Linked DNA regions of Homo sapiens: region 1 is linked to region 2. A link is an interaction called in ENCODE POLR2A ChIA-PET data of the cell type or tissue named here. Cell type or tissue: B cell. All regions are shown on one strand. Links, peaks and the distances in the headings refer to the core of each region. The heading gives the core; the rest is flanking DNA. Region 1 overlaps ARID5B (AT-rich interaction domain 5B). Region 2 has its middle 31 kb from the start of LINC01553.

The links. Peaks named below come from ENCODE experiments on the same cell type or tissue, not always from the same donor. Only the 100,000 strongest peaks of a DNase experiment are listed, where the experiment ranks them.
Region 1: POLR2A ChIA-PET joins it to region 2 with 7 read pairs; 1 of 35 experiments calls an interaction of 5 or more read pairs at or near these places.

What each region holds. Positions count from the first base shown.
Region 1 is chr10:61,928,134-61,934,582 of GRCh38, reverse strand. All of the region lies in intron 2 of ARID5B (AT-rich interaction domain 5B), which reads right to left. Among named protein-coding and RNA genes, the nearest start is that of ARID5B, 30 kb to the right of the region's middle. In B cell, for the core only: no CTCF peak of the experiment used is centred there; no DNase peak of the experiment used is centred there; H3K27ac peaks cover 1,537 bases.
Region 2 is chr10:59,990,624-59,993,123 of GRCh38, reverse strand. No RefSeq gene overlaps it. Among named protein-coding and RNA genes, the nearest start is that of LINC01553, 31 kb to the right of the region's middle. In B cell, for the core only: no CTCF peak of the experiment used is centred there; a DNase peak (open chromatin) is centred at 1,323; H3K4me3 peaks cover 385 bases; H3K27ac peaks cover 720 bases.

The DNA of each region.
Region 1 (6,449 bases), core at 2,231-4,730, 1.9 Mb before region 2:
CCTACCTATTCCATAAGACTTAACAATAATGGGCTAATTAATAACCCTACAATGGCCTCTAAGTGTTCAAGTGAAAGTAGGAGTCCCATGCCTCTCCCTTTAAATCAAAAGCTAGAAATAATTAAGCTTAGTGAGGAAGGCATGTCAAAACCCAAGAGAGGCTGAAAGCTAGGCCTCTTGCGCCAGTTAACCATGTTGTGAATGCAAAGGAAAAGCTCTTAAAGGAAATTCAAAGCACTACTCCAGTGAGCATACAAATGATAAGAAGGCAAAACAGACTTACTGCTGATATGGAGAAAGTTTTAGTGGTCTGGGTAGAAAGATCAAACAGGCCACAATATTCCCTTAAACCAAAGCCTAATCCAGAGCAGGGCCCTAACTCTCTTCAATTCTACGAAAGCTAAAAGTGGTGAGGAAGCTGCAAAATAAAGGTTGGAAGCTAACAGAGGTTGATTCATGAGGTTTAAGGAAAGAAGCTGCCTCTGTAACTTTCAAGTACACGGTAAAGCAGGAAATGCTGATGTAGAAATTGCAGCAAGTTTACCAGAAGATCTAGCTAAGATAATTGAAGGTAGCTACACTAAACAACAGATTTTCAATAGAAGATGAAACAGCCTTATATTGGGCAAAAAAGACCATCTAGGACTTTCATAGATAGTGAGATGTCAATGCCAGCTTCAAAGCTTCAGAGGACAGGCTGATTCTTCTGTTAGGGGCTAATGCAGCTGGTGATTTTAAGTTGAAGCCAATGCTCATTTACCATTCTGAAAATCCTAGGGCCTTTCAGGATTATGCTAAATCTATGCTCTCTGTGCTCTATAAATGAAAAAATGAAGCTGGATTGAGAGCACATCTGTTTACAGCAGGGTTTACTGAAAATTTTAAGCCTGCTGTTGAGACCTATTGCTCAGAATAAGAGATTTCTTTACAAATATGACTGCTTATTGACATCCAAGGTTCTGATGGAGATGTACAAAGAGATGAATGTTGTTTTTATGCCTGCTAACACAACATCTATTCTGCAGTCCATGGATCAAGGAGTAACTTTGACTTACGAGTATCATTATATAAGAAATATACTTTATGAAGCTATAGCTGCCACAGTGATTCCTCTGATAGATCTAGGCAAAGTAAACGGAAAACCTTCTAGAAAGCATTCACTATTCTAGATGCCATTAAGTACATTCAGATTCATGAAAGTGGGTCAAAACATCAATATTAACAGAAGTTTGGAAGGCATTGATTCAACCCTCATAGGTGACGACTTTCAGGAATTTAAGACTTCAGTGGAAGAAGTAACTGCAGAGGTGGTGGAAACAATAAGATAACTAGAATTAGAAGTGGAGCCCAAAGATGTGAATGAATTGCTGCAATCTCATGACTAAACTTGAACAGATGAAGAGGAGCTACTTCTTATGAATGAGTAAAGAAAGGGGTTTCTTGACATAAAATCTACTGTTGGTGAAGATGCTGTCAACAATGTTTTTTTGTTTTGTTTTGTTTTTGTTCTTTTGAGTTGGGTCTGGCTCTGTTGGCCAGGTTGGAGTGCATTGGCACCATATGGCCTGAACTCCTGGCCTCAAGCTATCTTCTCACTTCAGCCTCCCGAATAGGTGGGACTACAGGCCTGGCTAAATTTTTAAATTTATTTTTAGAGAGGAGTTTCACTGTGTTGCTTAGGTTGCTCTCAAACTCCTAGCCTCAAGCAATCCTCTTTCCTCATCCTCCCGAAGTGCTGGGATTTGTGAACATTGCTGAAATGACCACAAAAAGTTCAGAATATTACGTCAAGTTAGTTGATAAAGGCAGTGGCAGGGTTTGAGAGGGTTGACTCCAATTTTGAAAGAAATTCTACCTGTGGGTAAAATCCAATCAAGCAGCACTGCATACTACAGAGTAATCTTTCGTGAAATGAAGTGTCAACCAATGCATGGCATTTTAAGAAATTGTGATTTTGAGACCAGCCTGGGCAACATGGCGAAACTGCATCTCAACAGCAACAAAAATTAGCCAGGTGTGGTGGCACACACCCATAGTTCCAGCTACTCAGGGGCTGAGGTGGAAGGATCACTTGAGCCTGGGAAGTCGAGGCTGCAGTGAACCATTAATGCACCACTGCACTCCAGCCTGGGTGACAGAGTGAGATTCTGTCTCAAAAAAAAAAAAAAAGAAAAAGAAAAAGAAAAAGAAAAAAGGAATTGCCACAGTCACCCTAACCTTCAGCAACCACGACCCTGATCAGTCAGCTGCCATCAACATCAAGCCCAGATCTTCCACAAGCAAAAAAAATTACAACTTGCGGAAGACTCAGATGATCTTCAGCATTTATTGGCAATAAGGTATTTTTAAATTATGGTATGTACTTTTTTTTTAGACATATTGCTAACGCACATTTAGCAGACTACAGTATGGTGTAAATGTAACTTTTATACGCGCTAGGAAACCAAAACAGTCATGTGACTAGCTTTATTGCGATATTCATTTTCTTGCAGTGGTCTGAAACCAAACCTGCATTATCTCTAAGGTATGCCCGCACAGGTTTTTGTGTGAACCCATATTTTCAATTCTCTAGAGTAAACACCTTGGAGACAGATTGCTGAGTCATATGGTAAGTATGGATGTAATTTTTCTACAGACTGCCCAACTGTTTTCCAGAGTGGCTGTACCATTTTACATTCCCAACAGCAATGCATGAGAGTTCCAGTTGCTCCCCATCCTTGCCAGTACTTGACACTATCACTGTTAATTAATTGATTATTAATAATTAATAATTATTATCCTAATATGTATGTGGTAGTTTCTCATTGTGTTTTAAATGGTCATCTCTCTAATGACTAATGATGTCAAACATCTTCTTCAGGTGCTAACTCACCAACTGCATGTCCTTTTTGGTGAAATGTGTGTTTAAGTCTTCTGCCCATTTGGTTATTTGTTTTCTTACACTTGAGTTTTGAGAGTTCTTTTAACTTTTTGTCAGATATGTGGTTTGAAACCACTTTCTCCTATTTTGTAGCTTGTTTTAAAATTCTCGTAATAGTGTCTTTCACAAAGCAAAGGTTTTATATTTTGATTAAGTCCAGTTAGATTTTTTTTCTTTTATGGATTGTGGCTTGCCATTATATCTATGAACTCTTTGCCTATCCCAGGTCATAATGAGTTTCTCCTATGTTCTGTTCTAAAAGTTTTATAGGTTTACATTTTACTTTTAGAAATATGATCTGTTTTCACTTAATTGTGTATAAGTTATGAGGTTCAGCTTGATGTATTTTTGTGCATGTGGATGTCATAATTTTTAAATGAATTAATAGATATTTTAAAATTATTTCTCAGTTTTAATTCCTACTGTAGTAAATATCAGTAGGTATAACCTACATAAACAAAAGCTCCTTGGGGCCCTCAATAAGTTGAGTGTAAAGGGTCCTGAGTCCGAAACTTTGAGAGCCATGGTATTATGTCACTAACCCAAGGCGTTTTCTTATTCTTCAATTTCTTTAACTTCTTTGTAGCATTTGGTAATGAACAACCCTAATTTTGACTTGAAACTCTCCTTCCTGTTAAGAACTGTGAAGGGTCTGAGATTTTTACCCTTTTTTCAGACTTCCAAGTTCACCTGCCAGTTTCATGGATGTTGGCAGAAGCCATGAGACTCCTGGCCAGAGACAAAAAATGGTTTATTACTCACAGTAATAGCAATAGTCAATGTACCAGCGTTTGTGGTGGTTCTTTAATACTCAGTTCCCAAAAGGAGATGTGAAGAGGGATAGATGATACCTTTTCACACAATGGGGTGCACTACTGGAGAAGAGTCCTGAGCATAGAGAACCTGTATCTTATTTATTTATTTATTTATTTATTTATTTTTTGAGGCGGAGTCTCGCTCTGTCGCCCAGGCTGGAGTGCAGTGGTGCCATCTCGGTTCACTGCAAGCTCTGCCTCCCGGGTTCACGCCATTCTCCTGCCTCAGCCTCCCGAGTAGCTGGGACTACAGGTGCCCGCCATCACACCCGGCTAATTTTTTGTATTTTTAGTAGAGACGGAGTTTCACCGTGTTAGCCAGGATGGTCTCGATCTCCTGACCTCATGATCCGCCCGCCTCGCCCTCCCAAAGTGCTAGGATTACAGGTGTGAGCCACCGCACCTGGCCGAGAACCTGTATCTTTAATACTGGACAGTAAGCATGCCTGCTCTTGTTCTAAGGAAAAACACTACCTTTGTCTTCCAATGCTATTCACTATATAAAGATCTTTGAAAAGACAGTCCAGAACACAGACAGTCAGTGGCTTTGCTCACAAGATGTGTACATATGCAAGAGACCCTTGGAGAACACCTACCCAACATCTATCACCTCTACATTTCTTTGCTTTATTCAATTTCTCTTCTTCCTCATTCCATCTCCCAACTGGGAAAATGTATGAAACATATACTTAGATGCAATCTGGGATGTGGTCTTCTTTCTCTGCATATCACTCCTTAAAGAAATCATTCTCTATGGGGATTCCAGTGCTCACCCCTAAAGCCCATGACTACATTGTACTGTTTGGTCCCAAAAATTCATCCACACTCTAGTCCCTTGTTATCAATTTGGATGCCTCAGAGTCAACTCAAGCTCAGCGGAACTGCACAGCCTTCCCTTTGACTTACTTGTAAGAAAATATCTTGCCTGGTACAAGGAGACTTTAACACTTCCCAACTGTGGCTAACCTCTCCATAATATCTATTCTTCCTTTCTAATAATAAACTGCTAAATTGCTGGGTGGAGAATAAAGGCGTCCTTTTTCTGCTTCCTTTTACAGCCAGGTGCAGTCACGTGACCAAATTATGACTACAGGATATGAGTATTAGTGATGTCCTTCCCGGATGTAATTCCCTCAAAGGGAATAAGTGTAGCTTTGGACCATAAGAATGAGGGCAAATTGCTCAGGAGAAAAAGGAGCCCAGTCCCTAGACAACCTCACAGAGCAAAGCCACCACACTAGCCCTGTGAGCCATCTACGTCTGTACCATGATAAGAGATTTTGAACTCCCAATGTATCTAAGCAACTATAATATACGAGTCTCTGTTACACACAGCTGAACCTATATCCTTACTAATATGGCATCCCTCCAGAGAAAGAACATGAACTTTTCTTATCATACTGTGTTGTACCCAGTAACAGATCATTGGTAAGGAGAGCTATAATCACCTAGCATCCCAAGGACAATAAATGCACAAGTGTAATATCAGACGGGTTGGCAGGGAGGGGATGGAACAAGAACAGGAAAGCATGGCATACTCACCTCAGTCTTCCCTGAACATCCCAGGCTTTCAAAATGTACTTTGTAGCATTTGAAACATGATAAATGTTGGGAACACAAAAACAACAATATGAGGTATTAGCTAAATAAATTGTGACACCGAAATACTAGTCCAACTAGTTGCATGAGGGTGGCAAACTTTAATTAAGATAGAAATTAAAAATGAAGGAACTCTGTTAAGAGTCAACTTTTAGACAGACTAACTACAACCACTTCAGCTTGTGTCCTGACGGAACCATTCCTGGCAGGTGCATGTGCCTCTGGTGTGCACCAATGGAGACGGGTAGGGGGAAGAATGTACCACCTCGAAGCCTGGGTGGTTTGGCCACTCCCTTGCTTTCAAGCCTCCCTCAGACACACTGCAATTTGAGGTACCTACCAGTTTGCCCAACTGTTCTCCCCATTACACATTAGTGTATTCTGCTAATGGGATATCTACAGAGGGAGTAAAAAGGTTTCACACTACAGATAAGTAGTTGCCACTCGGAATCCAAGAAAGTCAGAAAAGACAGGATGGTAATATGGATCAAACAAGATGAAGCTTTCACTGGTCAGCGGTGAAATGAGAAAAATGGGGACAATGCAGTCAAGCTTCATTAAGCTAAACTTGCTAGATTTCAAGGACTCTCCTTGTATCAGTCAGAATCCCAACAGGAAACCAATGGAATACTTGAGTAATAATAATTCAAGTTGGGGGGCAGGTACGGTGGCTCATGCCTGTAATCCCAGCACTTTGGGAGGCCAAGGTGGGTGGATTGCTTGAGCCCAGGAGTTCAAGATCAGCCTGTACAAAACCCAATCTCTACAAAAAATACAAAAATGAGCCAGGCATGGTGGCAGGTGCCTGTAGTCTCAGCTACTCAGGAGGCTGAGATGGGAGGATCACCTGAGCCCAGGAAGTTGAGGCTGCGGTGAGCCATGATTGTGCTACTGCACTCCAGCCTAGGTGACAGAGTTGAGACCCTGTCTCAATAATAATAATGATAGTAATAATAATTCAAGGGGAGGTTTTACACTGGAACAAGTGACAGAGGTGTTGGGATGTAAAGGAATCGTAAGAGATACACAGTACAGGAACCTGGGCTGGAGCAGCTCAGCCATCACCACTCCTGGGCTAAAGGGCCGCAGAGGGGTGGGAGTGATTACCAGAATAG
Region 2 (2,500 bases), core at 1-2,500:
AAAGATGCAAGATAACAATGAAAAATTGTCTCCCAACACTCAACAGCAACGGGACCTAAAGCACAGACTTTACACAATAGAAAGACTCACTCAAGTTCTGCCTCTGCCATTTATGAGCCATTTGCATGGGGAAATTAATTTAACCTCTTTAAGCTTACTTTTCTTCACCTGTAAAATGGTAATACTAACAGTACCTACCATAGGGTTGCTTTGAGGCTTGAAATAATGCACACACAATTGCCCAGCTTATAGTACATGTACTATAAAAGTTATCTATATTTATTATTTTTATTTTTTGAGATGGAGCCTTGCTCGTCACCCAGGCTGGAGTGCAGTGGCACTATCTGGAATGCAGTGGCACAATCTCAACTCACTGCAACCTCCGCCTCCTGGGTTCAAGCAATTCTCCTGCCTCAGCCTCCTGAGTAGCTGGGATTACAGGCATGCGCCACAATACCTGGCTAATTTTTTGTATTTTTAGTAGAGACGGGGTTTCACCATGTTAGCCAGGATGGTCTCCATCTCCTCACCTCGTGATCCGCCCACCTCGACCTCCCAAAGTGCTGGGATTACAGGTGTGAGCCACCACACCCTGCCAAAAGTTATCTTTATTATCTTCATCATTAGGAAACATGTGCTGAATGAATGATTAAATAACTAGAATTAATCTGCTAAAAATACAGAATGTAAACTATTCTTAGTGATAATATTGGCCAGGTCATTTACTCAGTATTTATAGGGCACTGGAGCTGGCACAGGAGGCATAAAAATAAATGTAAATGTGACCTCCACCCTCACACTTTTGCCTTTTCAAAAACAGTCAGTGTCTTAACCTCAAGGAATACCAGCTAATGAAGATGTCAAGGCCCATTAACAGCCTGCTGGGAAGAACTTTTAGGAAGGACAGCCACCAAATATTTGTACTTTCAAGCAAAATCTGACTGAGGGTGGATAGTGCTCACTTGTGATAGTTTACTCTATATGATTGAATCATTGTGGAATTACCACCATTCTCACAGAGATTGAAAACTCTTTCCTGTTTTCTATTCTTGCCATTCCCATCTGTTCCTCTTTTTCATCCACAAAGTTTCCTTTCACTCCATATACCTCCTGGGGATCAAAATCCTGTGACACATTTGTCTCTATGACTTGTATGAGGAAGAGAATGCATAAGCTTGCCAGAATATTAAAAGAACAGATACTTCCTCATTAGAAGAGAGCCAACCTACTTTAATGTTGAGATACAAATGACTAATGCAGTACAGACAGTTCCTACCTCATAAACACTCAACTTACAAATGACCCAGACACACACTACTGCTCCACCCCACCAGACTGCTGTTGCCATGGGAACCACTCAAGGTAGGGAGGGGAGGAAAACGGAAGGTTTTACAGGAGCTGGGCGTTCAGAATAAAAGAAAGGGAAGAAATCGAAACAAGTAAAATAGCTTGTCTTCCCCAGCTTATCTCGAGTTTGTTCACTGAGCTCTGTTCCATTGTCTGAAATTCTATAATCATAGAGGACACTGGTTAGCAAAACCCTCTTTTTTTTTTTTTTTTTTTTTTTTAAGACAACTACTTCTAGTGGGAGTTTTTACAATAATACACAATGACTTCTGGGCTAACTTTTCACTAAGGGGAGATTCTTAGTATCAGTATTTTTATCAGAGACAGAAAGATGGCTCTGATATTATTAACCACAACTGGCAGTCAGCATCCAAGGCACAGCATCCTTAGCAAGAAACATTCACTTGTAAATACAATTCACAGGCACCAGGTACACAAACTCCAGCTATCATTTGCATATGTGATATAACAGGTGAGGCACACCTGGTAGTTATACAACACAGTAGCCCTGAGTATCAACAGCCCCTTCAGTGCTGGCAGCATAAGGAGGTTTTGTAATGAAAACCTAGTGCAACAGAGAGGGGAAATAATGGATTTGGAATTTTATCAAATAGACAAAATAACCACTTTGGGGGCTACATCTAAACCAGTCATACAAAGCTACTTAGGGGAAACTATGAGAACTAAAAGCTTGAAAGAAAAATCTGCCCAAGCCAGTGGCTTTTTTTTTTTTTTTTTTTTTTTTTTTACCTCTGAGTGGGTATGAACTGTAAAAGAGGTATTTTTTTCTAATTTCAAGTCAGGCACTGTATCTATACATAAAATGATTTTTTTAAAGAATAAATCTTTCCGAAGAATGTTTAAGCAGTTATTATCACTTCTGAAATTTGACTGAACACAATTTTTAAAACCCTTTTATATTATTAAAATAATGCATGATCATTAAAAAATTAAAACAATACAGGAACATACTAGGAAAAAACACCTCTCATTCCCACCCCAGCCAAATATCACTCCCCTAAAGGCAGCTATGCATACTTTCAGGCATTATCCACAAAAGGCATATATACTCATACCCACAATCCTACACGCAAACACCTATAACTTTCACATACACACAAAGGATATACTATACCTAGTGCCCTGTTATTTT